Regions from separate parts of the Homo sapiens genome. Here all the other regions are linked to region 1. Evidence: chromatin contacts called from ENCODE Hi-C or POLR2A ChIA-PET data. All regions are on one chromosome and are shown on one strand. The core of a region is the stretch at or near the end of the contact, and the rest is flanking DNA. Distances in the headings are between cores, read along the strand shown. Region 1 holds the start of GADD45B (growth arrest and DNA damage inducible beta). Region 2 holds the start of S1PR4 (sphingosine-1-phosphate receptor 4). Region 3 holds the start of GNA15-DT (GNA15 divergent transcript). Region 4 holds the start of GNA11 (G protein subunit alpha 11). Region 5 holds the start of ABHD17A (abhydrolase domain containing 17A, depalmitoylase). Region 6 holds the start of TLE2 (TLE family member 2, transcriptional corepressor).

What was found. Hi-C counts contacts between places; a loop is a spot of excess contacts on that map. ChIA-PET counts read pairs that join two places held with the same protein, here RNA polymerase II (POLR2A). Pooled maps may share reads with other maps.
Region 2: a loop to region 1 is called in a map of naive thymus-derived CD4-positive, alpha-beta T cell, with 8 times the contacts of the local background. The contact joins the promoter of S1PR4 here to the promoter of GADD45B in region 1. A Hi-C loop is called at or near these places in 1 of 168 maps with a recorded cell type or tissue (naive thymus-derived CD4-positive, alpha-beta T cell), 3 of 37 single-sample maps with no recorded cell type and 9 of 50 pooled maps. POLR2A ChIA-PET finds 5 or more read pairs at or near these places in 5 of 52 experiments (HepG2, WTC11, activated B cell and 2 more).
Region 3: a pooled map shows a loop between it and region 1 (6-fold over the local background). The contact joins the promoter of GNA15-DT here to the promoter of GADD45B in region 1. A Hi-C loop is called at or near these places in 2 of 50 pooled maps. POLR2A ChIA-PET finds 5 or more read pairs at or near these places in 2 of 52 experiments (HepG2 and naive thymus-derived CD8-positive, alpha-beta T cell).
Region 4: a loop to region 1 is called in a pooled map, with 9 times the contacts of the local background. The contact joins the promoter of GNA11 here to the promoter of GADD45B in region 1. A Hi-C loop is called at or near these places in 1 of 168 maps with a recorded cell type or tissue (heart left ventricle) and 4 of 50 pooled maps. POLR2A ChIA-PET finds 5 or more read pairs at or near these places in 2 of 52 experiments (PC-3 and WTC11).
Region 5: a pooled map shows a loop between it and region 1 (6-fold over the local background). The contact joins the promoter of ABHD17A here to the promoter of GADD45B in region 1. A Hi-C loop is called at or near these places in 3 of 50 pooled maps. POLR2A ChIA-PET finds 5 or more read pairs at or near these places in 8 of 52 experiments (GM10248, K562, MCF 10A and 4 more).
Region 6: a pooled map shows a loop between it and region 1 (2.6-fold over the local background). The contact joins the promoter of TLE2 here to the promoter of GADD45B in region 1. A Hi-C loop is called at or near these places in 8 of 50 pooled maps. POLR2A ChIA-PET finds 5 or more read pairs at or near these places in 15 of 52 experiments (A549, AG04450, BJ and 12 more).

What each region holds. Positions count from the first base shown.
Region 1 is chr19:2,472,461-2,477,376 of GRCh38, forward strand. It overlaps GADD45B (growth arrest and DNA damage inducible beta), which reads left to right and starts at 3,667. Exons shown (of 4, transcript NM_015675.4): 1 at 3,667-3,942; 2 at 4,069-4,170; 3 at 4,569-4,791. The coding sequence starts at 3,899. RefSeq lists silencers at 2,308-2,447, 2,818-2,927 and enhancers at 3,668-3,737, 3,739-4,326, 4,308-4,397, 4,327-4,916, 4,558-4,667 and 2 more.
Region 2 is chr19:3,177,519-3,182,003 of GRCh38, forward strand. It overlaps S1PR4 (sphingosine-1-phosphate receptor 4), which reads left to right and starts at 1,251. Exons shown (of 1, transcript NM_003775.4): 1 at 1,251-2,814. The coding sequence starts at 1,275. The coding sequence ends at 2,429. RefSeq lists enhancers at 1-115, 1,699-2,348, 2,389-2,568, 2,609-2,838, 3,449-3,498 and a silencer at 919-1,468.
Region 3 is chr19:3,152,863-3,157,778 of GRCh38, forward strand. It overlaps GNA15-DT (GNA15 divergent transcript), which reads right to left and starts at 2,313. Exons shown (of 4, transcript NR_110670.1): 1 at 2,156-2,313. It overlaps GNA15 (G protein subunit alpha 15), which reads left to right. Exons shown (of 7, transcript NM_002068.4): 5 at 2,961-3,090; 6 at 4,866-4,916. RefSeq lists enhancers at 1,929-2,886, 2,174-2,503, 2,544-2,633.
Region 4 is chr19:3,092,006-3,096,921 of GRCh38, forward strand. GNA11 (G protein subunit alpha 11) reads left to right here and starts at 2,357. Exons shown (of 7, transcript NM_002067.5): 1 at 2,357-2,782. The coding sequence starts at 2,647. RefSeq lists silencers at 2,026-2,275, 2,296-2,415, 2,736-2,865, 4,020-4,109 and enhancers at 2,162-3,149, 3,150-4,135, 4,136-4,916.
Region 5 is chr19:1,883,623-1,888,538 of GRCh38, forward strand. ABHD17A (abhydrolase domain containing 17A, depalmitoylase) reads right to left here and starts at 1,874. Exons shown (of 5, transcript NM_001130111.2): 1 at 1,730-1,874. RefSeq lists a silencer at 1,139-1,286 and enhancers at 3,453-3,957, 3,958-4,463.
Region 6 is chr19:3,027,040-3,031,955 of GRCh38, forward strand. It overlaps TLE2 (TLE family member 2, transcriptional corepressor), which reads right to left and starts at 2,241. Exons shown (of 20, transcript NM_003260.5): 1 at 1,842-2,241; 2 at 1,667-1,764; 3 at 1,280-1,343; 4 at 790-834. The coding sequence starts at 1,865.

The DNA of each region.
Region 1 (4,916 bases), core at 2,417-4,916:
AGCCTTTGTGTGACTGTTCCCATCTTACAGAGAAAGAAACTGAGGCTGGAGCTCATTTTCTTTTTTTTTTTTTTTTTGAGAAAGAGTCTCACTCTTGTTGTCCAGGCTGGAGTGCAGTGGCACGATCTCGGCTCATTGCAACCTCCACCTCCCGAGTTCAAGCGATTCTCCTGCCTCAGCCTCCTGAGTAGCTGGGACTACAGGCATGCGCCACCATGCCTGGCTAATTTTTATATTTTTAGTAGAGATGGAGTTTCACCATGCTGGCCAGGCTGGTCTTGAACTCCTGACCTCGGGTGATCCACCCGCCTCGGCCTCCCAACATGCTGGGATTACAGGCATGAGCCACCACGCCTGGCCCGGCTGGAGCTCATTTTCTGAGCTCAAAGGCACAGAGCTCAGAGTCTCTTGAAGATATTCCAAGATACTCCAGATATTCTAAGATGCCTGGAGCCAGGGCTGGAAAAAGGAGGCACAGGTGGGCTTGGGGTCTAGAAAGAGAAGCCTGGAGGGTGGAGGACCATGGGGGTCCAGGCAGTCAGTCTGGGAGAAAACAAGGCCAAGTCAGTGTTGACAGAGGAGTAGGGTTTTCCTGCTGAAGACCAGAGGAAGACAGCATCCCAGGCGGAGGAAACAGCTGACAAAGGCTGGGCCTCTCGCAGAGGAGGTTGTTATGGCTGGCACGGGGGACACACGGAAGAAGGACTTGGACACATATTCTCTGAGGCCCTGCTTTGCTCGCCTTATTTTATTTATTTTATTTGCTTTATTTTTGACACAGTGTCTCGCTCTGTCTCCCAGGCTGGAATGCAGTGGTGCAATCTCGGCTCACTGCAACCTCCACCTCCCGGGTTCAAGCGATTCTCCTGCCTCAGCCTCCCGAGTAGCTGGGATTATAGGCATGTGCCACCATGCCCAGGTAATTTTTGTATTTTTTGTAGAGACGGGGTTTCACCATGTTGGCCAGGTTGGTTTTGAACTCCTGACCCCAGATGATCCACCTGCCTCAGCCTCCCAAAGTGCTGGGATTACAGGCATGAGCCACCGTGCCCAGCCCTTATTTTATTTATTTATTTGAGACGGGGTCTCACTCTGTTGCCCAGGCTGGAATGCAACTGTGCAATCCCGGCTCACTGCAGCCAGGAACCCCTGGGCTCAAGTGATCCTCCTGTCTCAGCCTCCGGAGTAGCTGGGTGCACACAACACACCCCATTCTTTCTTTCTTTTTTTTTTTTTTAAAGACTGAGTCTCACTCTGTCACTCAGGCTGGAGTGCAGTGGCACGATCTCGGCTCACTGCAATCTCGGCTTACTGCAACCTCTGCCTCCCAAGTTCAAGCAATTCTCCTGCCTCAGCCCCCAGAGTAGCTGGGATTACAGGCATGTGCCACCACGCCCGACTGATTTTGTATTTTTAGTAGAGATGGGGTTTCTCCAGGTTGGTCAGGCTGGTCTTGAATTCCCAGCCTCAGGTGATCCTCCTGCCTCAGACTCCCCAAGTGCTGGGATTACAGGAGTGAGCTACCGTGCCCGGCCTTTTTGTTTGTTTGTTTGTTTGTTTGTTTGTTTTGGGGAGGATGGAGTCTCTCTCTGTCACCATGCCATGTGCAGTGGCATGATCTCGGCTCACTGCAACCTCCACCTCCTGGGTTCAAGTGATACTCCTGCCTCAGCCTCCTGAGTAAGCTGGGATTACAGGCGCGTGCCACCACGCCCAGCTAATTTTTGTGTTTTTAGTAGAGACAGGGTTTCACCATGTTGGTCAGGCTGGTCTCGAACTGACCTCACGATCTGCCCGCCTCAGCCTCCTAATGTGCTGGGATTACCCAGCCTGCAATACTTTTTAAAAATCAAAATCAATGCCCAAGTATCCATGAGGAACAAAATATCAAAATTGTAAATAAAGACAGAATCTGACTTTGCACTTATCCCACCCACCTCCCTGATCTTCCTTATCTTCAGCTCATGTTGGCCATGTTGGTCAGGTTGGTCTCGAACTCCTGACCTCAGTTGATCCGCCCGCCTCGGACTCCCAAAGTGCTGGGATTACAGGCGTAAGCCACCGCGCCCGGCCGATTTAACTTTTAAATTGAAATTATAAAATATAAATATGTATGTTGCATGCGTAAAACATTGCATAAAGTTACATAAAACGTTGCAACCGCCACGGTCCCCTTATCCCCCGCCTCCAGCCCAGTGCCCCGCCCGTCCGTCCCTCTCTTCCGGCGCTGAGGGCGCAGAAACTCGGCGCGGCCACCAGATGGCGCCACCGCGCCTCGCAGCCCCGGGACATTTCGTGCCCCAGCGGTGGGCGGCGCGGAGGAGGTGGGATGCGTCAGCCGGACCCGCGGGCCGGGGAGCCGGGCAACTGGGGAAAGTGAGCCGCCGGGCGGAGGCCAGACCCCAGGCTGGCGGGGGAGGGGACTCAGATGTGAGTCACCCGGGAGCCCCCAGTCGACCGTGGGAGACGTTGTCATGCGGGGCCTGCCAGCCTCGCTCCTGAACAGCCTTCCCGGGGCGGCGGAGTCCTGCAGGCGGCCGTGCCTGGCGCACACGCGTGGCTCCAACACGAACTAGCCTATGGCCTCACCAAGCCTCAGTTTCCCCTTTTGCATAATGCACATAAGCATCCCCCCTGCTTCCCAGGTCTTGGATTAAATCATCCATGAATCCGGAGGGGTGGGGGGTACCAGGTCCGCACCACGCACTCAATGCAGGTCAGCGCCCACCCCGGAGTGAGAAATAAAAGTAGCCGTCATCCTTGCACGTGGGCCCTGGGTGGCGGCGTGCAGCCGGAGCCTGCACCATTCCCCTCAACAATGGCTTTCTCCAGGGCCTGGAGGCCTCCGCACGGGCAAAGGCTGGAACGCCAGGCAGCCGGCGGGGGCGGGGCCGCGCCACCTGCACCTCCCACGCGCACCCCACCCTGATACTCGCGGGGTCGGCGAGGAGGCGCCCACTTTCTTCTCCAGAGCGCCCCGGGCTTTGCAACCTCCCACTTTCGGGGCCCTCGAGGAGGCCTCCCGCGACCACCAGGTGACAGCTGATGTGTATTGGGCTCTTACTGTCAGCCGTATTTTATGCCATGCTCTGCAAACCAGCGAGGCCGGCGCTGCAGACCCATTACTCAGACGGGAACAGAGAGGCCGGGAGAAGCGAAATCACCCAGGGGCTGGGGTCGTCGCAGCCAGGAGAGACTCCGGCCCTCACCACCACCTGGGCGAGATCACGCTGCAAACGGGGCCCCTTCCCGGTGCAGCCCCTCCACCCCCAGCAGAACTTGGGAAAGGCGCGGTCCGGGACTCTCCGCGGATCGGGAGGGGATTCCAGGCCCCCCCGAAAGTCCGGGCCGCCTCGCGCGCTGGAAATCCCGCGCGCGCCCCGAACCGCGGCTCGGCTGCCGGGAAATCAGGAGAAAAAAACTTCTGCTTTTTTTTCTTTTCTGGCATTCGCGGTCACCTACCCGGCCCCCGCGCGCCCTCCTCCCGGTTCTCGCCCCCACGTGGGGCGCCCCCGCACGCCGCTCCTCCCCCTCCCCTCCGTCGGCCAACCGCAGAGCTAGCTGCACTCGCCCTTGTCTTTCCACCAATAGGAGGGGCGAATGACTCCACTGAGGCCACGCCCAATGTTCAAGTCTATAAAAGTCGGTGCCGGAGGCTCCCAGCTCAGATCGCCGAAGCGTCGGACTACCGTTGGTTTCCGCAACTTCCTGGATTATCCTCGCCAAGGACTTTGCAATATATTTTTCCGCCTTTTCTGGAAGGATTTCGCTGCTTCCCGAAGGTCTTGGACGAGCGCTCTAGCTCTGTGGGAAGGTTTTGGGCTCTCTGGCTCGGATTTTGCAATTTCTCCCTGGGGACTGCCGTGGAGCCGCATCCACTGTGGATTATAATTGCAACATGACGCTGGAAGAGCTCGTGGCGTGCGACAACGCGGCGCAGAAGTAAGTAGCCGGGGCTGCCGCCGCCTGAGGTCAGCCGGGACGGGATGGGTCGGGTTGGGCCGGGCCGGGAGCGGAACGTAGCACCCGGTGGTCCGCCCGTCACTGATCCCTCTTTCCTGGTCTCAGGATGCAGACGGTGACCGCCGCGGTGGAGGAGCTTTTGGTGGCCGCTCAGCGCCAGGATCGCCTCACAGTGGGGGTGTACGAGTCGGCCAAGTTGATGAATGTGTGAGTCAGACCCCCTTCCCGGGCTGGGCGCGGGTGGGACGGGACCTCCCCTCCGCTCTGGACGCTTTCCGCACGCTTGTCTTGCATGGAGCTGGGACTTCCCCAAGTGCCCCCCGCTGTGGATGCAGAGCTTCTCTGCCGTTTTGTGGATCGGGGGCTGCCGTATCCTGATGTATCGTCTGCAAACACCCCTCCCGCCGTGGGCCTGTCTCCCCCTACCCCATACTTTGAACCGTGTGCCCTCCCCTCCCCCCACCGTCACCAGCTTGCAGAGGCAATCCCCTGCACCCTTGCAGTTTCTCTTTTGCTCTTGCACGCTCCTTTTTTGCAAACTCCCCCTGCACGGTGGCCCCTCCCCTGTCCCCGGCTGACCCATCCCTACCCTTTGGCCCCCTCAGGGACCCAGACAGCGTGGTCCTCTGCCTCTTGGCCATTGACGAGGAGGAGGAGGATGACATCGCCCTGCAAATCCACTTCACGCTCATCCAGTCCTTCTGCTGTGACAACGACATCAACATCGTGCGGGTGTCGGGCATGCAGCGCCTGGCGCAGCTCCTGGGAGAGCCGGCCGAGACCCAGGGCACCACCGAGGCCCGAGACCTGCATTGTCTCCTGGTCACGGTGAGTCGGGCCTCTGCCCTGCCCCGCCACGCCCGGGCACCTGGGCCGGTGTTTGTCAACAAAGTCGGGCTGACTGGTCCTGCACAGCTCAGCGCTCAGCCACGTTTGGCATGTCCCGTGGGCAG
Region 2 (4,485 bases), core at 1-2,500, 700 kb after region 1:
GAATCCCAAAATGGGCGCCTGGCCCCGAGACCCTACCAGCTTGTCCCTGGGGGTCTCTCTCCCTGGACCTGTGTGTCCTCCCATGGGCAGAAAGTTGGCCTCAGGCCGCCTTTGTGGGCCTCAGTTTTCCCTTCTGTAACGCATCAGGCTCTCTGGGCCTCAGTTTCCCCTTCTGCAACGCATCGGGCTCTCTGGGCCTCAGTTTCCCCTTCTGCAACGCATCGGGCTCTCTGGGCCTCAGTTTCCCCTTCTGCAACGCATCGGGCTCTCTGGGCCTCAGTTTCCCCTTCTGCAACGCCTCGGGCTCTCTGGGCCTCAGTTTCCCCTTCTGCAACGCATCGGGCTCTCTGGGCCTCAGTTTCCCCTTCTGCAACGCCTCGGGCTCTCTGGGCCTCAGTTTCCCCTTCTGCAACGCCTCGGGCTCTCTGGGCCTCAGTTTCCCCTTCTGCAACGCATCGGGCTCTCTGGGCCTCAGTTTCCCCTTCTGCAACGCATCGGGCTCTCTGGGCCTCAGTTTCCCCTTCTGCAACGCATCGGGCTCTCTGGGCCTCAGTTTCCCCTTCTGCAACGCCTCGGGCTCTCTGGGCCTCAGTTTCCCCTTCTGCAACGCCTCGGGCTCTCTGGGCCTCAGTTTCCCCTTCTGCAACGCATCGGGCTCTCTGGGCCTCAGTTTCCCCTTCTGCAACGCATCGGGCTCTCTGGGCCTCAGTTTCCCCTTCTGCAACGCACCGGGCTCTCTGGGCCTCAGTTTCCTCTTCTGTAACGCATCAGGCCCTGTTTCGGGGATCAAGTCGGATGAGTCAGTGCTCAAGGGCATGCAGGCACTTGACATTTATTAGGCACCTGCTGTGTGCTGAGCGCCGGTGGAGCATGTGGGGAGACCTCAGTGGAGCCGACGGGTGCTTCGGGGGTGATCAGGGCTGGTGGGGAGGAGTCGTCCGGCTGGAAAGGGGTGGCCCATCCCGAGTGGGGACTCATTTCCCCTCCGTGACTGACGGCTCCGGGGCTCCCTGCGGGTCTCCGGCTTTCGAGGACAGGAAGAAGGCAGCCAGGGCAGGGGTGGGGGTCCTCACAGCCAGGGCAGCCCCAGCGCGTTGGCTCCAGGAGCCCGGGTGGGGGCCGACCGTTGGGGTGCCCCTCCCTGTCCTCGGCCTTACCTCCACCCTGGAGGGCACCTTGAACATAACAGGAAATTTCAAATAACAGGAAACCAAGACCAGCAAGGCGGGTGGCTCCACCCTGCGTCGGGCCTCAGTCAGCCCCCGGGGGAGGCCATGAACGCCACGGGGACCCCGGTGGCCCCCGAGTCCTGCCAACAGCTGGCGGCCGGCGGGCACAGCCGGCTCATTGTTCTGCACTACAACCACTCGGGCCGGCTGGCCGGGCGCGGGGGGCCGGAGGATGGCGGCCTGGGGGCCCTGCGGGGGCTGTCGGTGGCCGCCAGCTGCCTGGTGGTGCTGGAGAACTTGCTGGTGCTGGCGGCCATCACCAGCCACATGCGGTCGCGACGCTGGGTCTACTATTGCCTGGTGAACATCACGCTGAGTGACCTGCTCACGGGCGCGGCCTACCTGGCCAACGTGCTGCTGTCGGGGGCCCGCACCTTCCGTCTGGCGCCCGCCCAGTGGTTCCTACGGGAGGGCCTGCTCTTCACCGCCCTGGCCGCCTCCACCTTCAGCCTGCTCTTCACTGCAGGGGAGCGCTTTGCCACCATGGTGCGGCCGGTGGCCGAGAGCGGGGCCACCAAGACCAGCCGCGTCTACGGCTTCATCGGCCTCTGCTGGCTGCTGGCCGCGCTGCTGGGGATGCTGCCTTTGCTGGGCTGGAACTGCCTGTGCGCCTTTGACCGCTGCTCCAGCCTTCTGCCCCTCTACTCCAAGCGCTACATCCTCTTCTGCCTGGTGATCTTCGCCGGCGTCCTGGCCACCATCATGGGCCTCTATGGGGCCATCTTCCGCCTGGTGCAGGCCAGCGGGCAGAAGGCCCCACGCCCAGCGGCCCGCCGCAAGGCCCGCCGCCTGCTGAAGACGGTGCTGATGATCCTGCTGGCCTTCCTGGTGTGCTGGGGCCCACTCTTCGGGCTGCTGCTGGCCGACGTCTTTGGCTCCAACCTCTGGGCCCAGGAGTACCTGCGGGGCATGGACTGGATCCTGGCCCTGGCCGTCCTCAACTCGGCGGTCAACCCCATCATCTACTCCTTCCGCAGCAGGGAGGTGTGCAGAGCCGTGCTCAGCTTCCTCTGCTGCGGGTGTCTCCGGCTGGGCATGCGAGGGCCCGGGGACTGCCTGGCCCGGGCCGTCGAGGCTCACTCCGGAGCTTCCACCACCGACAGCTCTCTGAGGCCAAGGGACAGCTTTCGCGGCTCCCGCTCGCTCAGCTTTCGGATGCGGGAGCCCCTGTCCAGCATCTCCAGCGTGCGGAGCATCTGAAGTTGCAGTCTTGCGTGTGGATGGTGCAGCCACCGGGTGCGTGCCAGGCAGGCCCTCCTGGGGTACAGGAAGCTGTGTGCACGCAGCCTCGCCTGTATGGGGAGCAGGGAACGGGACAGGCCCCCATGGTCTTCCCGGTGGCCTCTCGGGGCTTCTGACGCCAAATGGGCTTCCCATGGTCACCCTGGACAAGGAGGCAACCACCCCACCTCCCCGTAGGAGCAGAGAGCACCCTGGTGTGGGGGCGAGTGGGTTCCCCACAACCCCGCTTCTGTGTGATTCTGGGGAAGTCCCGGCCCCTCTCTGGGCCTCAGTAGGGCTCCCAGGCTGCAAGGGGTGGACTGTGGGATGCATGCCCTGGCAACATTGAAGTTCGATCATGGTACGTGATGTTGCGGCCTCTTATTCCCTGGTGCGTGCATGCGTGGGGGCCGTGGCTCAGGGGGGCTGTGGATCTAGGGGCAGCCGGGTGTGTCTTTGCTAGAGAGGGCCACGGGCCAGTGCCCTGTGAGGGTGGAGTGTGTGTGTGTGTGTGTGTGTGTGTGTGTGTGTGTGGACAACCTCTGGGCGTTGCGGGAAGTGGGGGTGACAATGACAGTTAATGCCGCCTCTTCTTGTTCACTTCCCCTTTAGAAATGGCAGGGCCCATGCCCCATCTCTGGCCTCTGCATCTTTTGGGGACCCACTCTCTGGGGCTGGCAGAGGCACCACCTTGGCTTCCTGGGCTGGGGGAATCTTCCCTCACATCCCCTTCAGCATGAACGGCCTCGGCTTTCCCGGTGGGTAAAACAGTTTAATCACTGAAGCCGAAGCACAGGGTTGATTGTACACGCTCCCCGCCAGCCACAGGGGCTGACAACTGCCTGCCCCGTGAAACTCCAGTGGAGACGTTTCAGCTCCACACCATTCAGTATGGGAGACGCCAGCCCCACGGGGCTACGGTGCAAGCAGATAACTGAATTTCGAAGTGTAGGTTGTGTTTAATTTGAATCTGTTTATATTTCGGTAGCCCCATGGGGCGGGTGGCCACAGTTTCAGTGCAGATGTAAATCCGGAAGCCTCCAGCACCTGCAGCTCATAGACAGCTCTCGCCCACCTTCTCCCAGGACCAAGCCAGTCCCGTCCAGTCCAGTGTCTGAGCAGAGTCAGAATCCACACCACCCGCCGCCTGGGCTCAGAAAGTTCTGCTTTAAGTCATTATTTCTCCACTGTACGATGGGGAATGCGGTGTGTGGGGGCCATTTACCCACCAACACAGCAGCTGTGAGGCACACACGGCTATTGAAAATTCATGGAAATTGCTGGGTGTGGTGGCTCATGCCTGTAATCCCAGCACTTTGGGAGGCCGAGGCAGGAGGATTGCTTGAGTGCAGGAGTTCCAGACCAGCCTGGGCAACATAGCGAAACCACATCTCTACAAAAAAATCCTCCAAAATTAAAAAAATTAGCCCGAGCATGTTGTTGCATGCCTGTGGTTCCAGCTACTCGAGAGGCTGAGGTGGGAGGATCACTTGAGCCCGGGAGGTCGAGGCTGCAGGGAGCGGTGATCGTGCCAGCCTGGGTGACAGAGTGAGACCCTGTCTCTAAAAAAAAATTAAAAAAAAAAAAAAAAGAAAATTCATTGAAATTAAATGAAAGTTAGGCCAGGTGCATTGGTTCATGCCTGTAATCGCAGCACTTTGGGGGGCCGAGGTGGGTGGATCATGAGGTCAGGAGTTCAAGACCAGCCTGGCTAAGATGGTGAAACCCTGTCTCTACTAAAAATACAAAAAATAAGCTGGGTGCGGTGGCAGGCGCCTGTAATCCCAGCTACTCGGGAGGCTGAGGCAGGAGAATCGCTTGAACTCGGAGGGTGGAGGTTGCAGTGAGCTGGGATTGCTCCACTGCACTCCAGTCTGGGCGATAGAGTGAGACTCCGTCTCAAAAAACAAAACAAAAACAACAACAAAAAAGAAATTAAATGAAAGTTAAAAATTTAGTCTCTCAGTGTATTGATTTGCTAGGGCAGCCATGACAGTCTCACAGATGGAGAGGCTTGAAAACAGACATTTATGCT
Region 3 (4,916 bases), core at 1,063-3,562, 680 kb after region 1:
TTTCTGTGGGTCTCCTCTACAAGATGGAGAGCCTCACAAGGTTAGGGGCTGAGTTTGATTCTTCTGCTTCTTTAGTGAATAGCTAAAGGTCAGAGTAGAAGTTGGTAAATGTGGGTGGATGGTTGGAAAGATGGAATGGGGGCAACCCGCTCGGGTCCCCTTCCACGCTGTGGAAGCTTTGTTCTTTCGCTCTTCACAATAAATCTTGCTGCTGCTCACTCTTTGGGTCCACACCACCTTTAAGAGCTGTAACACTTACTGCGAAGGTCTGCGGCTTCATTCTTGAAGTCAGCGAGACCGAGAACCCACGAGAAGGAACCAGCTCTGGGACACAATAGTAGTGTTAGTACCCAAGGATGACTTCTATGGGAGAGATACTTGGTCTGGGAATCTTTAAAAAAAAAAAAAAAGGAAAGATGGAAGGGAATGGATGGGTGGATGAATGGGTGGATGGATAGATGAATAGATGGATGGATAAGTTGAGGGATAGATGAGTGGATGGATGGAGTGGCAGGATGGATGAGTGGATGAATCAATGGATAGATGGATGAGTGGGTGGATGGATGAATGGATGGATAGATGGATGGATTGAAAGAGGGATGAGTGGATGGATGGATGGATGGATGGTTAGATGGGTGGATGGGTGATACATGAATGGATGAGTGGGTGGATGAGTGGATAGATGGATAGATGGGTGGATGAATGGGTGGATGGATGGGTGAATGAGTGGATGGATGAATTAATGGGTAGATGGGTGGAAGGGTGATGGGTGAATGGATGGGTGGGTGGATTGGTGAGTGAAGGATGGATGGATGAGTGGATAGATGGATGGGTGGGTGGGATGGATGAATGGATGGATGAATGGGTGGGTGAATGCATGGATGGATGGGTGGATGAGTGGATGGATGGATGAATGAATGGGTAGATGGGTGGCAGGTGATGGATGAATGAATGAATAAATGGGTGAATGGGTGAGTGAAGGATGGATGGATGAGTGGGTGAATGGATGGATGAATGGATGAGTGGATGGGGGTGTGGGTGGGTGGATGGGTAGATGGGTGGACGAGTGAGTGGATAGATGGGTAGATGGATGTATGAGTAGATGGATAATGGGTGAACAGATGGGTGGATGGATAGATGAGTAGATGAAGCGATGGATGGATGGGTGGATTGAGTAAATGGGTGGACAGGCAGGTGGATGATGGATGGATGAATAGATGGGTAGATGGATAGACGGATAGATGGATGGATGAGTGAATGAATAGATGGATGGGTGGATGGATAGATGGATGGATGGGTGGGATGGATGGATGGATGGATGGATGAATGGGTGGATGGATGGGTGGATGAGTGGATGGATGGATGAATGAATGGGTAGATGGGTGGTGGGTGATGGATGGATGGATGAATGGGTGGATGGATGGGTGGATGAGTGGATGGATGGATGAATGAATGGGTAGATGGGTGGTGGGTGACGGATGAATGGATGAATGGGTGGATGGGTGAGTGGATGAATGGATGAGTGGATGGGTGGGAGGGTGGGTGGATGGGTACATGGGTGGATGAGTGAGTGGATAGATGGGTAGATGGATGGATGGGTAGCTGGGTAATGGGTGGACAGATGGGTGGATGGATGGATGGATGAGTAAATGGAGAGATGGATGGGTGGGTCGGTGGGTGGATTTCGTAAATGGGTGGACAGGTGGATGGATGATGGATGGATGGATAGATGGGTAGATGGATAGATGGATGGATGAGTGAATGGCTGGATGGGTGGATGGATGGGTGGGTGGATGGATGATGGATGGATGGATAGATGGGTAGATGGATAGATGGATGGATGAGTGAATGGCTGGATGGGTGGATGGATGAGTGGGTGGGTGGATGGGTGGATGGATGAGTGAATAAATCGATGAATGGGGTGGGTGGGTGGATAAAAGTTTAGGAGTGAAGGTAGAGGCTGGGAAATCATGGGGAAGTCTGGGCCAAGGAAGTGATTTTTAGGTGTGGCCCAGGAGTGAGACGAATGAATGGAGTGAGGGCTCAGAGGACACTGAGACCCGAGATGAGAGGTGATGCCCACAGTTCCCAACTGGTCAGTTGCTGATCCCACTCCCGTCTCAGTCTCCAGAGCCCCCTCTCGACGGCTGCTTACCCTGTCTGGCTCTGGATGTGGGGTTTGAGGGACTCTGAGGATGCATGGGAGGAGTGGGTCTCAGGGATCAGGAGACACATCCAGCAGCTGCAGCCTAACTGCTTCATCATCAGTCCCGGTTTCCCCTCCTGTGCAATGGGGCAAGTCCCTTCTTGCTTGAGGCCCTGGGCCGGGCCCGTCCAAAGCCTCTGTTCTGGGACTTCCTGAGTAACGGTTGCATCCCCAGGGAAATGACGCACAGATGGTTATCAGCGACCCACATTTCTCAGAAGAGAGAGAACAGGAAGGTGGGGGCAGGGTTCAGGCTTTTGTTACGGTGCGTGGGGCTGAGTCACAGATGGAGGGGAGGACGTGTGCTCTGGGAACAGCCCTCATTCCCATCTGTGTGGCCACTGGACATGCCCATGGCCAGCCAGAGCACAGGAGCCCCATAGCACAGATGGGAAAACTGAGTTTTGGAGATGTTTGGCAATTTCCTCCGCCGGGTCGCCCAGCCAGCACCAGGGCACATCTCAGATCTGTCCAACCTGCTCCCCTCTAATATGGGGGTAGAAAGCAGGCAGCCCAGCACAGTAGAAGCTTGGGAAAGTCCCCGCTCCTCCCTGGATCTCAGGCTTCTCATCTGTAAAATGGGCGTAAGACTCATCCTTGCCTCGCGGGAATGACATGGCAAATCCACGAGAGGCTAGCACCTATTCTTGCTGTCGCTATTATGGATCTTGGCATATCCCAGACGTGATGGGGGTTGGGGGTGTCACGGAGCAGGCTCCTGAGCTCTGAAAGGGGGCACCTCGGTTCCCTGTAGGATCGTGGACGTCGGGGGCCAGAAGTCAGAGCGTAAGAAATGGATCCATTGTTTCGAGAACGTGATCGCCCTCATCTACCTGGCCTCACTGAGTGAATACGACCAGTGCCTGGAGGAGAACAACCAGGAGGTGCGCCACCGCCTCCCTCGCCCTGCCCACTTGTTGGCCCAGGGACCCTCACCTGAGCAGGAAGCTCTGGTGCAGAAAGGGAGGGATCCCTGCTCTTGAACGGGCCTGTGTGTGCCCAGCATGGCTATGAACTTGACCCTTCAGCCTTTTGTGGTCAGATTGCAGCAACCCAAGACACAGACCTACAGCATTTGTTTGGTCAGGACCCCAGACACACACACACACACACACACACACACACACACACACACTACAGTGCACACACGCACATACACAATGCATGCACACAAACACGCACAGACACGTGCATAATACATGCACATACACACGTGCACACACGGGACACATGTACACACGCAGTGCACATGCACAACACATGCACACGAACACACATGCACCACACACATGCACACTTGCATGCACTCACGTGCACAATACACGCATATGTACACATGCGCACACACATGAACACACACATGCACACACACAGTACACACATGCACACGCACACACAGGCACACACACGCACACACAGGCACACAGGCACACACATGCGTGCACACACACATGCACGCACACGCACAGGCTGGAGTGCAGTGGCGCGATCTCGGCTCACTGGAAACTCCGCCTCCCGGGTTCACACCATTCTCCTGCCTCAGCCTCCGGAGTAGGTGGGATTACAGGCACCCGCCACCACGCTCGGCTAATTTTTTTTTTGTATTCTTAGAAGAGAGGGGGTTTCACCATGTTAGCCAGGATGGTCTCAATCTCCTGACCTCGTGATCCGCCCGCCTCGGCCTCCCAAAGTGCTGGGATTACAGGCGTGAGCCACTGTGCCCAGCCAATAGCCTCTTTTAATAAGTACACCAGTCGTCTAGGATCAGGGCCCACCCTACTCCAGTACGACCTCATCTGGGTTAATTCCTCGTGTGATGGCCCTGTTTCCAAAGAAGGTCACAAACTGAGGTTCTAGGGGGTTAGGTCTTGAACGTATGAATTTTGGGGAAATATGATGTACCCCATAACACAAGGCATTTGAGACCTTATTGTACTTTTTTTTTTGAGATGGAGTCTCGCTTTTGTCGCCCAGGTTAGAGTGCAGTGGCGCGATCTCAGCTCACTGCAACCTCCGCCTCCCGGGTTCAAGCGATTTTCCTGCCTCAGCCTCCCGAGTAGCTGGGTTTACAGGCACCTGCCATCATGCCCGGCTAATTTTTTGTATTTTTAGTAGAAACGGGGTTTCACCATGTTAGCCAGGCTGGTCTCCAACTCCTGGCCTCAGGTGATCTGCCCGCCTTGGCCTCCCAAAGTGCTAGGATTACAGCCGTGAGCTGCCGCGCCCGGCCAGGTCTCCCTCTTCTTATGAGGACAGCAGTCACGGACTTGAGGGCCACCGTATTCTAGTATTGCCTCACCTTAACGACCTCTTCAAAGACCCTATCTCCAGGCCAGGTGCAGTGGTTCATGCCTATAACCCCAGCACGCTGGGAGGCCAGGAGTTCAAGAATCTCTCTCCAGATAAGGTCACACTCTGAAGCTCTGGGGGGACATGAATTTCGGGAGGACACACTTCCAACCAGCACAGGCACAAAACCATGTCAGGCACACCCAGGCAGCTGTCCATATGGAAACACGGGCACACCCGCCTCAGCCCCAGCCAGGCAGATAGGGGTGAGCCCATGCCCCTGGAGCCAACAGCCCCGTCTCCGCGATGGGAGGGTTTCCTGTCCCACCTGGCTGGTTGAAGCACTAACCTGCTTCTGCCCCCAACACAGAACCGCATGAAGGAGAGCCTCGCATTGTTTGGGACTATCCTGGAACTACCC
Region 4 (4,916 bases), core at 1,107-3,606, 620 kb after region 1:
GGATTACAGGCATAAACCACCACACCCGGCCTTTTTTTTTTTTTTTTTTTGAGACGGAGTCTCGTTCTGTTGCCCTGGCTGGAATGCAGTGGTATGATCCCAGCTCCCTGCAACCTCTGCCTCCCGGGTTCAAGCGATTCTCCTGCCTCAGCAAAAGTAGCTGAGACCACAGGTGCCCGCCACCACGCCCGGGTCATTTTTGTATTTTTAGTAGAGAGGGGGTTTCACCATGTTGGCCACTCTGGTGTTTTGTTTTGTTTTGTTTTGATACAGGGTCTCACTCTTGTGTCCCAGGCTGGAGTGCAGTAGCCCCATCTCCGCTCACTGCAACATCTGCCTCCTGGGCTCAAGTGATCCTCTCAGCCTCCCGAGTAGCTGGGATTACAGGCATGTGCCACCACACCCATCTAATTTTTTGTATTTTTAGTAGAGATGGGGTTTCGCCATGTTATCTAGGCTGGTCTCGAACTCCTGAGCTCAAGCGGTCCACCTGCCTTGGCCTCCCAAGTACTGGGATTACCGGCAGGAGCTGCCGCACCTGGCCAGAACATACAATTTCAAGTTGTGGCTCAAGAGAAGGTACCTGGCTTGGTCTGAGGAGTCAGGAGAAGTCTCCCTGAGGAGCTGACGTCTGAATTGAAACGGAGAGGATGCTCAGGGGTTGGCCAAGGAGGCCAGAGAGGGAAAAGGGTTTTCAGTAGTCAGCAAGGTGGTGGGAACACACGTTTTTATAAATTCTGGTGGCCACTTCCATTTCATCTGCAAAGTAAGGATAAAGATATGGCTGGGTGAGGTGGCTCACATCTATAATCCCAGCGCTTTGGGAGGCCGAGGAGGGCAGATCACTAGAGGCCAGGAGTTTGAGACCAGCCTGGCCAACGTGGCGAAACCCGCTCTCTACTAAAAATACAAAATTAGCCAGGCATGGTGGCGCGCCTGTAATCCCAGCTACTTGGGAGGGTGAGGCAGGAGAATCACTAGAGCCTGTGAGGCAGAGGGTGCAATGAACCTAGATCACGCCCCTGCACTCCAGCCTGGGCGACAGAGCAAGACTCCATCTCAAAAAAAGAAGAAGAAAAAAAAGATATCCCTTGGGTAGGGTTAGCTTAACGGGCTTACAGCAGTGCCTGGTATCCTGTAGGCATTTCATGAATGCGTATACCTGGCCTGGAATGGTGCAGGCACTGCAGTAAGGCCTGATTGACACCTGATGGACAGCAGGCACTCCATTAATCTCTGGTCCGTGCCTGGCATATAGAATGTGTCCCATTAATGCCTGATACACAGTAGGTGTCCCATTAACGCTTTTTAATTTTTTTTTTTGAGACAGAGTCTCGCTCTGTCGCCCAGGCTGGAGTGCAGTGGCATGATCTCAGCTCACTGCAAGTTCCGTCTCCCGGGTTCACGCCATTCTCCTGCCTCAGCCTCCCGAGTAGCTGGGACTACAGGCGCCCGCCACCACGCCCGGCTAATTTTTTGTATTTTTAGTAGAGACGGGGTTTCACCGTGTCAGCCAGGATAGTCTCGATCTCCTGACCTCGTGATCCACCCGCCTCGGCCTCCCAAAGTGCTGGGATTACAGGCGTGAGCCACCGCGCCCGGCCCTCTTTTTTTTTTTTTTTCTTTGGAGACGGAGTTTCGTTCTTGTTGCCCAGGCTGGAGTGCAATGGCGTGATCTCGGCTCACTGCAACCTCCGCCTCCTGGGTTCAAGTGATTCTCCTGCCTCAGCCTCCCGAGTAGCTGGGATTACGGGCGTGCACCACCACGCCGGGCTAATTTTGTAGTTTTAGTAGAGACGGCGTTTCTCCCTGTTGGTCAGGCTGGTCTCGAACTCCAGACCTCAGGTGATCCGCCCGCCTCGGCCTTCCAAAGTGCTGGGATTACAGGCGTGAGCCACCGCGCCCGACCTCCATTAACGCTTTTTAATGGATGAGTGAAGGTTCCTGTCAGGCAATGTCAGGGCGCTTCCCGGGGGCAGCGACTGCTGCCCAGGCACCTGGAGACCCAGAGAGCGCAGCGGCCGCGTGCGCGCCTCCGCCACCGCGCCTGGGCCGAGCCGAGCGGGACCGAGCGGGGCCGAACGGAGCCGAGCGGAGCCGAGCCTGGCCGGGCCGAGTCCGCCACATTCCCACAATCCCGGGCGGCCCCGCCCCGGCTCCCGGCTGCGCGTCCCCCTTCCCACGTCGGCGCAACCAAACCCGCGGGCCCCCCGCCCTCGCCCCGCCCCGCCCCTTTCGCGCCCGCCGACGCCCCGCCCAGGCCGCTAGTCCCGCCCCCATGGTGGGCGCGCTTGGCCGCCGGCCCCTCCCATTGGCCGCACCGTCTGCCCGTCGCGGGCTGCGCTCCCAGCCTGCTAGGTTGTCCGGCGCTGTCGCTCGGTTGCGGCGGCTGCGGTTGGCGGTGGCTGCGGCGGCGGCGCGGGCTGAGTGCGGCCGCGCGGGAGTCCGCGGCTGGCGCGGCCCGAGCGGGGACCCGGCGGCTCGCCAGGCGGCGGCCGAGGCGGGGCGGGCCGGCCCGGGGCCGAGGGCCGGTGGCCGAGGCCGGAGGGCCGCGGCGGGCGGCGGCCGAGGCGGCTCCGGCCAGGGCCGGGCCGGGGGCCGGGGGGCGGCGGCGGGCAGGCGGCCGCGTCGGCCGGGGCCGGGACGATGACTCTGGAGTCCATGATGGCGTGTTGCCTGAGCGATGAGGTGAAGGAGTCCAAGCGGATCAACGCCGAGATCGAGAAGCAGCTGCGGCGGGACAAGCGCGACGCCCGGCGCGAGCTCAAGCTGCTGCTGCTCGGTGAGTGCGGCCCCCGGGCCTGCCGGCTGCGGGCCCTGCCCTGCCTGTGCCTGCCCTGCCTGTCCGGGTCGGGCCGGGACCCTCCGGGGTCAGCCCTGCCTGTGCCGTCCGGGTCGCGAGACCCTCCGGGGTCAGCCCTGCCTGTGCCTTCCCTGCCTGTCCGGGTCGCGGGACCCTCGAGTGTCAGCCCTGCCTGTGCCTTCACTGCCTGTCCGGGTCGGGGCGGGGCCCTCCGGGATCAGCCCTGCCTGTGTCGTCTGGGTCGGCTCGGGACCCTCTGGGGTCAGCCCTGCCTTTGCTGTCTAGGTCGGCACCTGGGACCCTCCGGGGTCAGCTGCGGGCCCCTGATTTCTTTGGGGTCAGCCCCTGCCTTAACTGTTCATGTTGGCACCTGGGACTCTCCGGTGTCAGCCTGTGTCTGTCCTGTCTGGATCAGGCCCCCGATCACTCCTAGGTCAGCTCCCAGCTTCTGCTGTCTACATTGGGCCTCCAGGACTCTTCAGGATTTGCCCTCTGTTCCTTCTCAAGGGACCAGTCCCTCCCTGCACAGGGACCTTCTGACCTTACCCCACCGGAGTACCCACCCCTCGCTACCCCTTCAGGGCCAGACCTTTGGGCTGTAACCCACAGGGCACACTCACCCCTCACTGCTCAGGGCCCCGCGTTGACCCTTCCCTCCAGGCAGAGCCCTGTACACTCCATGCAGGCCCTGTACCCTCCATGCAGGCCCTGTACACCCCCCCATCCCCCCGAAGACTCCTCCGTGTCCCCTATCCCCACATTCCCTTCAGGGCCATTCTCCTGCCTTCCTGTTCCGGGAAACCCCGTACTCCTCTTGGCTGGAATGCACCCTGTGGGAAAAAGACAGTCTTTCCTCTCCTCAGGGTTCCGCTCAGCTGAGGGTGGGGCGGTTGACACCTGAGGGAGCCTTTGCTTGTTGTCCCAAGCAGCTATCTCGGCAGCCTCCCCCGCCCCCTTCCTTAGAGTCCTGGTGGGAGCCACGCTGAGTCCTCGTTGAGAGCAGCCCCCCACCTGCCGGCTCCTCCCCACCGTCCTGGAGAAGGTTTGCTGGTGAACCTCCTTCTCCCCAAGGCACACCTGCTGCAGGGAGCCAGTCGGGCCAGCTGTAAAGTGTTGTCACTCCAAATAAGGGCCCCTTCAGTGGTTTACAAAACAGAAGCTCTTGCCCTGCCCCGCCCCTGCCCTCCCGAGCTCCTAGGTTAGCTCCTGGGCCGGGGGCGGGGCGGTGGGGAAGGTCGGAAATGCGTGAGAGGCAGCGGTGACGGAGGAGGGGGCGTGCTGGTGGCGGTGGCTCTTGGGGAGGAGGCAGGTCGCATGTTGTGTGGGGAACACGTTGCCTCTCCTGCCGTGAGCCTCTTAGGGCCCTCCGTGTCCCGGGTTACAGAGGTGCCTTGGATGAAACGCCTTCCTGATTTTTTTCCCCAAACTTGTGTTTTGATTTACCTAAGGGTTCTAAAATGGGCCATCTTTCCAGGGGGCCGCGGGTAGGCAGAGCCGTGGTCCTCACGTTTGGAGGAAATGTGCAGTGCGGCCCGCGTGGTGGCACTTTGCACAGAGTGGCACTGGCTGGCTTTTGTAGTGGGTCGTGGACTTTGTTTGGATGGAGGGGAGTTAGGAATTACTGGTGTCATAAAGATCTTACCAGATGGCCTTGCCCTGTGGCTCTGTGACCTCCAGAACCCCCGCCGCCATCCCTGCATGCACCCGGTCTTCTGTGCCTGCACTTTGGACTTGAGATTGACACGGGGTTCAAGGACGAAGGTCAGGGGCTCCCGTGTCTGCCGCCTTGGCTGCTTGGAGCAAGTCTGGAAGTGATGCGGCCCTTCCCGCATCCTCTGTCCAGTGCCCGCCTGTGGCCCGGGGGTGTCTGCTGCAGGAGCACCTGTGTCTGCAGTCCCACCCCCTCCCACTCTGTGAGCCTGAAAGTTGACCCCTATCAGCCTGTAAGACGGGAGGTTGCTGTCAGGCTCAGGGCCAGGCGTGGCAGATAGGACAGTGAGGAAGATGTGAGCTCACGTGCGACCCAAGGAGGACTGGTGTCAGTGCCACGCAGAGAGCCGGGGCTGTCAGGGGGTTGGGAGGGCTTCACACCCAAGGTGTTGGAGCCAGGGAC
Region 5 (4,916 bases), core at 624-3,123, 590 kb before region 1:
CCACCCACTGGATCTGAGCCGGTCCATCACCAGCCCGGTGGCTCTGCCTGTCTCCCATCAGCCACCGCCCGGTCCCTGCCTCCATCACCTTTCACCAGAGCCACAGCAACAGCCTCCCTCCTTGCTGATCACCTGCTCCAGGACATTCTCCCCCAGCAGCCAAACAATCTTTCACGACACAAATGCAATGGAGCCGCTTCCCTCTTGGGGTGTCCTGGGGGCCTCCCATTATTCCCTGGATAGAGATCAAAGCCCTCCCCACAGCCTGCCAGGTCCGCATTCCGGCTCAGGCCGACCTCTCCAGACTCACTCATCTCACACCCTGCCACTCCTGGCTCCCTCAAGACAAGCCAAATTGCCCCTTCCTGCCTCTGCTCCTCTGCCAGGAACTCCCTTCCCCAACCTCACTAGACAGCCTTGCCCAACCCAACCACCCTTTGCACCTCACTGCCAACGCTCTCAGAGTCCTCAAAGCTGGGACAGGACCCCTTACACGCTCTTTCCACAGCTTGTATTTTTCACACGTTTGGCCAGATCTCCCCCCACCTCCAAACCAGAAACTCTATGAGAGCAGGACCATGACCTGCCACTCACTAAAGGAATGGGCAGGTGGTAGGCAGCACAGAATTAAGGAGGAAGCACAGGAGGAAAAGAATCCCCAAGGTCCGCCAGCTTTGACAGGGAAGGGAAAGTCTAGTCTCCTCTCCTCTCCAGCCACAGGTACCTGGAACCTCCCTAGTGTCACTAATGGGCGTGGACTGGGGAGTGCAAACCCAGACGCCTCACTCACTGGGCACACACCCTTGACACCCTGAATCCCACCAATTCCGTTCCCACGCACTTAACTGGGCAACCCTCTGCAAGCTAGAGGTGTTCTGAGGACCAGCAAGCAACCGAGCAGCCAAAATACTGGAAGATGACCTACATATGGGAGACGGTGACTGCACCTCACTCAACCAGTCAGGGTGGGAAACCCGCCTGGGGGGAGGCGCGGCCATATCAGAGGGCAGACAAACGGGCCAGGTGACAGGGGGATGGGACAGAGGGACAAGCAGGAGCAAAATCCGAGGTGACAGAGCAGGCTCCTGGCTAGAGCAGACCCTGGGAGGAAGAAGTGAGCAGAAGGGTCCTAAGAGAGAGCCTGGGACGGGTGAGGTCGCGCCCCCGAGAGTTTGCACTTCATCCTGGGAGAAATGGCGGGGCCGCGAAGAAGTCCCGAGCAAGCGATGGACAACATAGGAGAAGGGCTGCATCCCGGAGAACGGACGCGAGCGGAGGCCGGGAAGCCCGCCCAGGAGTCAGGGTGGCAGGAAGAAGCCTGACAAGGGAAACAGCGACTGGGAGCTGGTTGGGAAGCAGGGCTCGGGAGGGCCCCTGGGAGCTGCCTTGGGGGGCGAGAGGCCGAAGCGTTTGTCGGACTGGGGGCAGTTTCGGGGCAAAAGAGCGGAATCCGCGGCTCGGACGGGTGCTCCCCGAAGGCAAGGGCCGCGTCCGCAGGAGGGTGGGAGCGCAACCCACGCCGGAGGGCTGAATGGATGGGGACAGGGCTTTCCCAATCACAGACGCTCATCCGCGGTCCGCGCCCCTGCTCTGGGCTCCTCGGGCAGGACCCGCGGAAGCCCTGGGACTGCAGGGGTCTCGGGGACGTCCAACCGGGCTGTCAGGCCCTCGAGGCCCGGCCCGGGACCCCGCGCGGCCGCGCCCGCCCCCGCCCCTGCCCGGCACTCACCACCCCGGCCCGCGCCCCCGGGCCCCAGGGCCGCGCTCCATGGCTCCCGGCCGCCCGCCCGTGCGTCCGTCGGTCCCTCCGCACCCCTGCCCGGCCTCCTGCACCGCCACCGCCGCAGCTCCCCCCACGGACGGAAGTGAGCCTCGTTCTCACCACCGCCCCGGAAGTGACGCGAGGAGCGCGCGGGGCGGGGGTCTGCAGGCACAGAGCGACCGCGCGACTAGCGTCCTGGGGGCGGGGCTGATATGTCGAGGGGCGTGGCCTGCTGCTCTGTGGGCGGGGCCAAACTTAGGTTTCATTCACTTGGGGACCCGGAATAGGTTGAGGCCAGTAAAGTTCTCGCCTGGAAAACAAAATTTACAGGGACGCCAAAAAAAACTCAGACATCAACATTTAGAAATGTTTTAAAATATTTTTCTTTATGAGATGGAGTCGCGCTCTGTCGCCCAGGCTGGAGTACAATGGCGCGATCTCAGCTCACTGCAACTTCTGCCTCCTGGGATCAAGCGATTCTCCTGCCTCAGCCTCCTGAGTAGCTGGGATTACCGGCGCCCACCACCATGCCCAGCTAATTTTTGTGTTTTCAGTAGAGACGGGGTTTCCCCATGTTGGCCAGTGTGGCCTCGAACTCCTGACCCCAGAATCCTCCTGCCTCAGCCTCCCAAAGTGTTGGGATTACAGGCATCAGCCACCGCACCTGGCCTCTTTTTTTTAACATAGAGTCTACTCTGTCACCCAGGCTGGTGCCATCATAGCTCACTGCAGCCTCGACCTCCCAGGATCAAGTGAACCTCCTACTTCAGCCTCCTGAGTAGCTAGGACTATAGGCACAAGCCACCATGACCAGCTTATTTAAAGTCTTTATATATTGCTCATCAGAAATTCTTTTGCATTAGTTTTTAAAATATTACATTAGGCCGGGCACGGTGGCTCATGCCTGTAATCCCAGCACTTTGGGAGACTGAAACAGGTAGATCACCTGAAGTCAGGAGTTTGAGACCAAGCCTGACCAACGTGGTGAAACCCTGTCTCTACTAAAAATACAAATATTAGCCGGGCATGGTGGCACGCGCCTGTAGTCCCAGCTACTCCGGAGGCTGAGGCAGGAGAATCGCTTGAACCCGGGAGGCGAAGGTTGCAGTGAGCCAAGATCGGGCCACTGTGCTCCAGCCCAAGTGACAGAGCAAGAAGACTGTCTCAGATAAATAAATAAATAAATAAATAAATAAATAAATAAATAAATAAAACTATGATCACTCCACTGCATTCCAGCCTGGGCGAGAGAGCAAGATCCTGTCTCTTAAAAAAATTTCATTATGGGCTGGGCGCGGTGGCTCACGCCTATAATCCCAGCACTTTGGGAGGCCGAGTCGGGCAGATCATGAGGTTAGGAGATCAAGACCATCCTGGCTAACACGGTGAAACCTCATCTCTACTAAAAATACAAAAAGATAGCCGGGCGTGGTGGCGGGCGCCTGTAGTCCCAGCTACTCGGGAGGCTGAGGCAGGAGAACGGCGTGAACCCAGGAGGCAGAGCTTGCAGTGAGCTGAGACCGCGCCACTGCACTCCAGACTGGGCGACAGAGCGAGACTCCGTCTCAAAAAAAAAAAAAATTGCATTATGGCAGGGCCTAGTGGCTCACGCCTGTAATCTCAGCACTTTGGGAGAACGAGGCAGGCAGATCACCTGAAGTTAGGAGTTCAGCCTGGCCAACATGGTGAAATCCTGTCTCTACTAAAAATACAAAAATTAGGCCACCCTGGCCAACATGGTGAAACCCCATCTCTACTAAAAATACAAAAATTAGCCGGCTGTTGTGGCGCGCACCTGTAATCTCAGCTACTCCACGCCACTGCACTCCAGCCTGGGCGACAGAGCAAGACTCTGCCTCAAAAAAAAAAAAAGTAAAGAAAAGAAAATGGAAGAAGGTTACTGGAGAATCTCAGAGCGTGGTCAGGGCAGGCCTTTCTAAGGAAGTGACAGGGACAGGGGCAGAAAGGGCTGCAGACACCAAAGGGGCCCAGCCTGGAAGTGTGAGTGTGAATTGGTGGGAAGCCTTGCTTTTCAGGCCTTCTCTCATATGTGCCTTCCCCCCAGCTTTCGTGCCTTTTCCAGCTCAAAATGCTCCTCCAGCCTGCAGGCAACCGCAGCCCCCGCTCCGTCCCAGGGACTCTCATCTTAGCTCCACTGTTCTGAGATAAGCCTGAGGCTCCTGGGCCAATCCTGCCCCCAGGGGCTCATTCCTCAAATTCAGGACACAGCTGCCAGGGAAGGAATCAGGCTCAAAAGACTAGAGACTTAGAGATAGCCCAGGGTTTCTTTGCCTCATTTTCTTTCCTCTTTTTTTTTTTGGTTGTTGTTGTTTTGAGACAGAGTCTTATTCTGTCACCCATGTTGGAGTGCAGTGGCGCGATCTCGGCTCACTGCAACCTCCACCTCTCAGATTCAAGCTATTCTTCTGCCTCAGCCTCCCGAGTAGCTGAGCTAACAGGCACCCGCCACTGCACCCGGCTAATTTTTGTATTTTTAGTAGAGATGGGGTTTCGCTATGTTGGCCAGGCTGGTCTCGAACTCCTGACCTCAAGTGATCTGCCAGCCTCGGCCTCCCAAAGTGCTGGGATTACAGGCGTGAACCACCGCACCTGGCTGCTTTGCCTCATTTTCTGATTTTCCGGTGTTGTTGGACCTCTGGCGCCCCTGCTCAGGACTCAGCTGCCTGGGTCTCCCTGGGGCTGTCAAGAGCTGCCCCAGCGTTCCCCTGCCTCTGCTGTCCCCCTCGAGGCTCCCAGCCTCCGCTGAGGTTCTCCTGAGGTCCAAAGGCCAAAACAAGTCCAGGCTTCTTCCTAGGTCCTTGTGAATTCTCTGAGCACCAGGGCCAGAAGAGGCCTGTCCCCAGCCTCCTTCCCCCCTCCCATCTTCCCTGCAGCCCCTTCCCACTGTGAGCTAGGCAGGACCAGGGCTGGACCGCACCAGAAAGCCCAGCTCCACTTGTAAACGACAGCCCCCACAGGGACACAGGGAGACACCATCCAAGGGGAGGAGGATAAGCCCGCAGGGTGGCCCACCAATCCAAGGCCACCTGGTGAAAGGTAAACGCACGCTGTAAACACTCAAATGTCTCAGAAGGACACCCATCCCTTCCTCCTCCCCAGAGACCCTTTGTGATCGAGCCTCTGTCCCAATTGT
Region 6 (4,916 bases), core at 991-3,490, 550 kb after region 1:
TCTCAGAAAACTGAGGTCAATCTCAGAACCGTGAGGTCTATCTCAGAACACTGAGGTCAATCTCAGAACCCTGAGGTCTATCTCTGAACCTTGAGGTCAATCTCAGAACCCTGAGGTCTATTTCAGAACCCTGAAGTCTGTCTCAGAACCTTGGATCACACTGAGAAGCTCCAGAAGAGGCTCAGAGCCTTACGACACTGGAGTCAATCTCAAAGCCCTGAAGACAGCCACAGAGTTTTGAGGTCTATTTTGGAGTAGTGGGGTCACAGTCTGAACCATGGCATCAAATTCAGGGCCTGGAGAACAATCTTGGAACCTTCCAGCCAATCACACTGAGACCAATCTCAGAAGCTTCAAAGCAGCAACAGAACCTGGGGTCCATCTCAAAACTTCAGACTTTCTGGGTTGAAAGGGACCTCTAAGAGTGGCCATCCAGCTCCCTCCTAGGACAGAAGTCACTTCCACAGCCTCCCTGGCCTGGCTGCCCTGCCTCTGCTATGTGCCCTCCTTGATGGGGATGCCTGGTGGCCCCTGCCCACTGCCTGCATCTCTGCTGGACGCTCCAACTGCTAGATACTGTCTTCAGAAGGTGGGACTCATTTTCCTTCCACGAGGCTGAAATCTGTCTTCCTGGTCCCAGATGGGCCCTCTGTGACCTCTGCGGAGATTTCAGGATGAGACCCGTGTTCCCTAGGTCTGCTCTGGCCCCGGCTGCCCACTCTGGGTCCTTCTCAGGGCTTCCAGACCCCCACCCTCCCTCCTGAACACGCGTAACCCCAACCCAGTTACCTGCTTATGCATTTCAATGTTGAGCCCGTACGACATCTCATAATACTGCAAAGGAAAAACCAAGTAAGAACGTCTAGGGTGGAGATGGGTGCCCTCCTCCAGATAGGTGATGCCAGGGTCTTCCAAGAGTCCCCAGGTTCAGGGGAATCACAGCAGGAAGCAGAGCCCCCCCCAGCTCCACGGGGTCCCAGAGGAGGAAGCGGGGGCTCTGCCTGGAAGGGCCCCCTCTACTCTCCCCAGAGAGGCAGGGCAGGTAGGAAGTGTCCAGAGGCCCTGGCCCGACAGAGACTCCCATCAGGCGAGGGGTCCTCCCTGTCTCCCCATTCCCAGAGCTGGGAGGACCCTCCTAGAGAGCCTGAAATCCCAACCTGCCCAATGTACAGACGGGGAAGACGAGGTTCGGAGTGGGGCAGGGACCTACCCCAGAGTCCACCGTGACTCAAAGCCCTGCCCGCCTCTCCCCTCACCCTGGCATCATAAGTGCCCTCACCATGACATAATGTCGCTGCATTTCCGTCTTCTCGCTGGCCAGCTTCTCACATTCTAGCTTGAGGCTGAGAAGAAGAGAGAGGGCAAGGGGCTCCCACCCGCCCCATGTGGGCCGGCTTCCAAAGTGAGAGGCTGGATCTCCCCCTCCCGACTTCCTTACAGACCTCCCCCCACCTCCTGTCCCAGTCCCTCCCCGCCCCTTCCTGGGCTCCAAATGCCCCAGCTCTGACTGTCCCCAGACCCCTCTGCACCTGCGCTTCCACCTGGAGGCCTTTGTCGCGCCCCCCCTCCAACCGGGAGCCCCTCCTCCCCGCCCTATACCCCGGAGGCCTCGCCCCGCCCCGGCGCCCAGGTGAACTCCCGCGGCCCCTGGGGCGGCCCCCCTCACCTGTGGTATTGAGCCTGAAGAAACTGGAATTCTTCTTTGATGCGGTCGCAGATCTCCAAGATCGAGAACTTGAAGGGCTGGCCGGACTGGAGCGGGGTCTGGGGGGGGTGTGGGGGAAACGTCAGGGTCTGAGTTCCCGGACACTGGGGGCCCCCTCCCCGCAGTCCGCACTCACCGGGTGCCTTCCCTGGGGGTACATCCTGCCGATCCGAAAAGCCCCCCAGGCGCCACCAGAGCTTGATGATATGGAGGCGGCAAGAGTGGGGGAGGCTGAAGTGGGGTGGTGGGGAGGCTGCCCGAAGAAAGAGGGAGGAGGGAGAAGCGGCGCGGGGCAAGGGACCCTGGAGTCCCTGGCGCGCCCCCAAGCGCGCGCGCCCGGGGTCGTGGGAGCCCCTCCCCGGGTTGGGGTGCGCGGGGCGAGCGGGGCGGGCAGGGGCAGCGGCCGGGGCGGGAGCGCGGCGAGGGCGGCCGCGGCAGCCGGCGCAGAAGGTCGGGCGCGCCGCGGCCGGGTTTCGGTGGCGGCGGCGCGGGCGGCGGGCCCCGCGCGGAGCCGCCTCCCTCCGGCGGGGCTCGGCCGGGAGCCGCGGGCTGAGCCGCCTTAAGGTGGCGCCGCCGCCCCCACGCGCCCGCGGCCCGCCCCGCGCCCACCCCCGCGCACCGCCCCTCCCCGCGCCCGCGCCCCCCCCGGCCCCCGGGCACCCGCCCCCTTCCTTCAGTCCCTGGGCCGTTGGGGAAACTGAGGCCGGGTGGGGAGGCGCCCAGTGCCTTAAAACAGGGTCCCCACCCCCTCCCGGAGGGGCGGGAGAAGAAAAACCAGTGAAGAAATTCACACCGTGTTACCCACCGTGGGAGCGGGGGGGGGGGCTTGCGGGGAGCGGGGACCAGTCTGGAGTCGGAAATGGCTTTTCTGAGCAAGTGACATTGGGTTGAGATTGAAGGGTCAGCAGGACGCAGCCTTGCCAAGCGCTGGCAGGGAACCCTGCCAGAAAGGGAATCTCACAGCAAACACTGCTTCCCAGATCATGCCGGGCCCTCGCCCTCTGGGGGCCTCAGTAGTCTCTGCAAAAGGTCAGGGGTGGTGCGCTATCTTTAGGGTTTAATTTTTTGCAGAGATAGGGTCTCCCTGTGTTGCCCAGGCTGGAGTACAGTGGGGCAATCATGGCTCACTGCAGCCTCGAACTCCTGGGCTCAAGCGATCCTTCCCCCTCAGCTTCTCCAGTAGCTGGGACTACAGGTGTGCACCACCACGCCCAGCTAATTTTTTAATTTTTTGCAGAGATGGAGTAGGGGGGCGTCTCACTATGTTGCCCAGGCTGGTCTTGAACTCCTGGACTCAAGCCTCTCTCTTCGGCCTTCCAAAGTGCTGGGATTACGGGCGGGAGCCACCGCACTGGGCACTGCACTTAAATGAGATAGTGCATGAACGCTGTCAGCCTCTCCCTACACAGAGCAAACTTCCACAGATGGGAATTGTGTTCCTACTGCCATCACCAGTGGACTGGGCTGTCTCCCCTCTCAGACTGGGTTTCTTGAAGGCAGGAGCCGTGTCCCACTCAGAACTGGAAGAACCACAGCTCTGCCATCAGACTCAAGTCTCTCCCACGGCAAAGGCTCCAGCCCCGACCAGAGACCACAGACATCCAGCCAGCATCCTTCAGGCCCACCCGGGGAGTGGGAAGTTCTTATTCTCTTTGGAGAAACCTCAGGAGAGGTTTGTGAAGTCAATCAACAAACGTGTACTAAATGCATACTGTGGACCACACACTGCTGTAGACACTGGGGCACAGCTGGGAACAAAACAGAGAAAAATCCATGCCCCTTGATGACACTTGGACTTGTGTCCTTAGGTGATCGAGTACCTAATGGTACCTAAGGGTTAGGGTTACAAAAACCCATTTTGTACCCTTACAAAAGGGCACAAGAGCCCTTATCAATGGGCCAGGGGTGGTGGGTCATGCCTGTAGCTCCAGCACTTTGGGAAGCTGAGGAGGGAGGATCGCTTGAGCCCAGGAGTTCAAGACCAGTGTGGACAACACCGCGACAATACAAAAAAACATTTTTGTGTTTTTTGTATCTCTACAAAAAATACAAAAATAATTAGCCAGGCATGGTGATGCACACCTGTGGTCCCGGCTACTTGGGGGGCTGAGGCGGGAGATACCTGAGCCCCAGAAGGTCAAGGCTGCACTGAGTTGAGATCACATCACTGCACTCCAGCCTGGGTGACAGAGCAGGACCTTGTCTCAAAAAAAAAAAAAAAAAGCCCTTATCAAATTTAAAGCCATCGTTTTCCAGCCCACAGATATTTACAGAGCACCTATGACGTGTCAGGCATCCTTCCAGGCACAGGGATTGTAAGGGTGGATAAGGGAGACAGATCCCTGCCCTCTCTGAGTTTGTGGGATGTGAGTGACAGGCTAGGCAGGTTCACAGCTTGGTAATTATGGGACTATTTGTACAGACAGAGGAAGAGTTTAGAGGGCAGTGATAGAGATGAACAAAAGCAAACCTGCTTATGTGGGGTGTCTGGGAGAGGACCCTTGGGGGAGGGTAGCCTTGGAGATGAGACCTGAACGATGAGGTTGGGCAGCTCTGGGAAGGGAGGAAAAGAGACACAGCCTGGGATAAAGATACAATTGTGTGTGTGTGTGTGTGTGTGTGTGTGTGTGTGTGTGTGTGTGTAGTACTCACTAGCTCCCTATTGCCCTCAAAATAAATCCAAACTCATCTCTCTTCCCACAAGGCTCTTCACAAAACTCTTCCCCTTTTCCCCTTCACCATCTCTTTATGTTTTGTTTATTGTTTATAGAGACAAGGTCTCACTGTGTTGCCCAGGCTGGTCTTGCATTCCTGGGCTCAATCGATCCTCCCACCTCGGCCTCCCAAAGCACTGAGATTACAGGCATGAGCCACTGCACCCGGCCAGCCAGCTTCATGATCTCAACTCCGGTCATTTTCGCCCTCACTCACTCTGCCCAAGTCACACTGGCCTCACACCAGGCACAGTCCAGCCTCAGGGCCATTGCACTTTCTGTTCCCTGTACCTGGAATGCTTTTCCCTTGCTTCTTATCATTCAAGTCTCAGCTCAAAAGCTACCTCCTCAGAACGGCCCCTCCTAGCCACCCATTTCAACAGCTTCTGCCCACCCCGTTATTTTCACACTCTCCATCCTATTCTCCCTCTCTTCCCAGCTCCTACCATAGTGTGTGGCTTTTTGTTTGTTTTTGTTTTTGTTTTTTGAGACGGAGT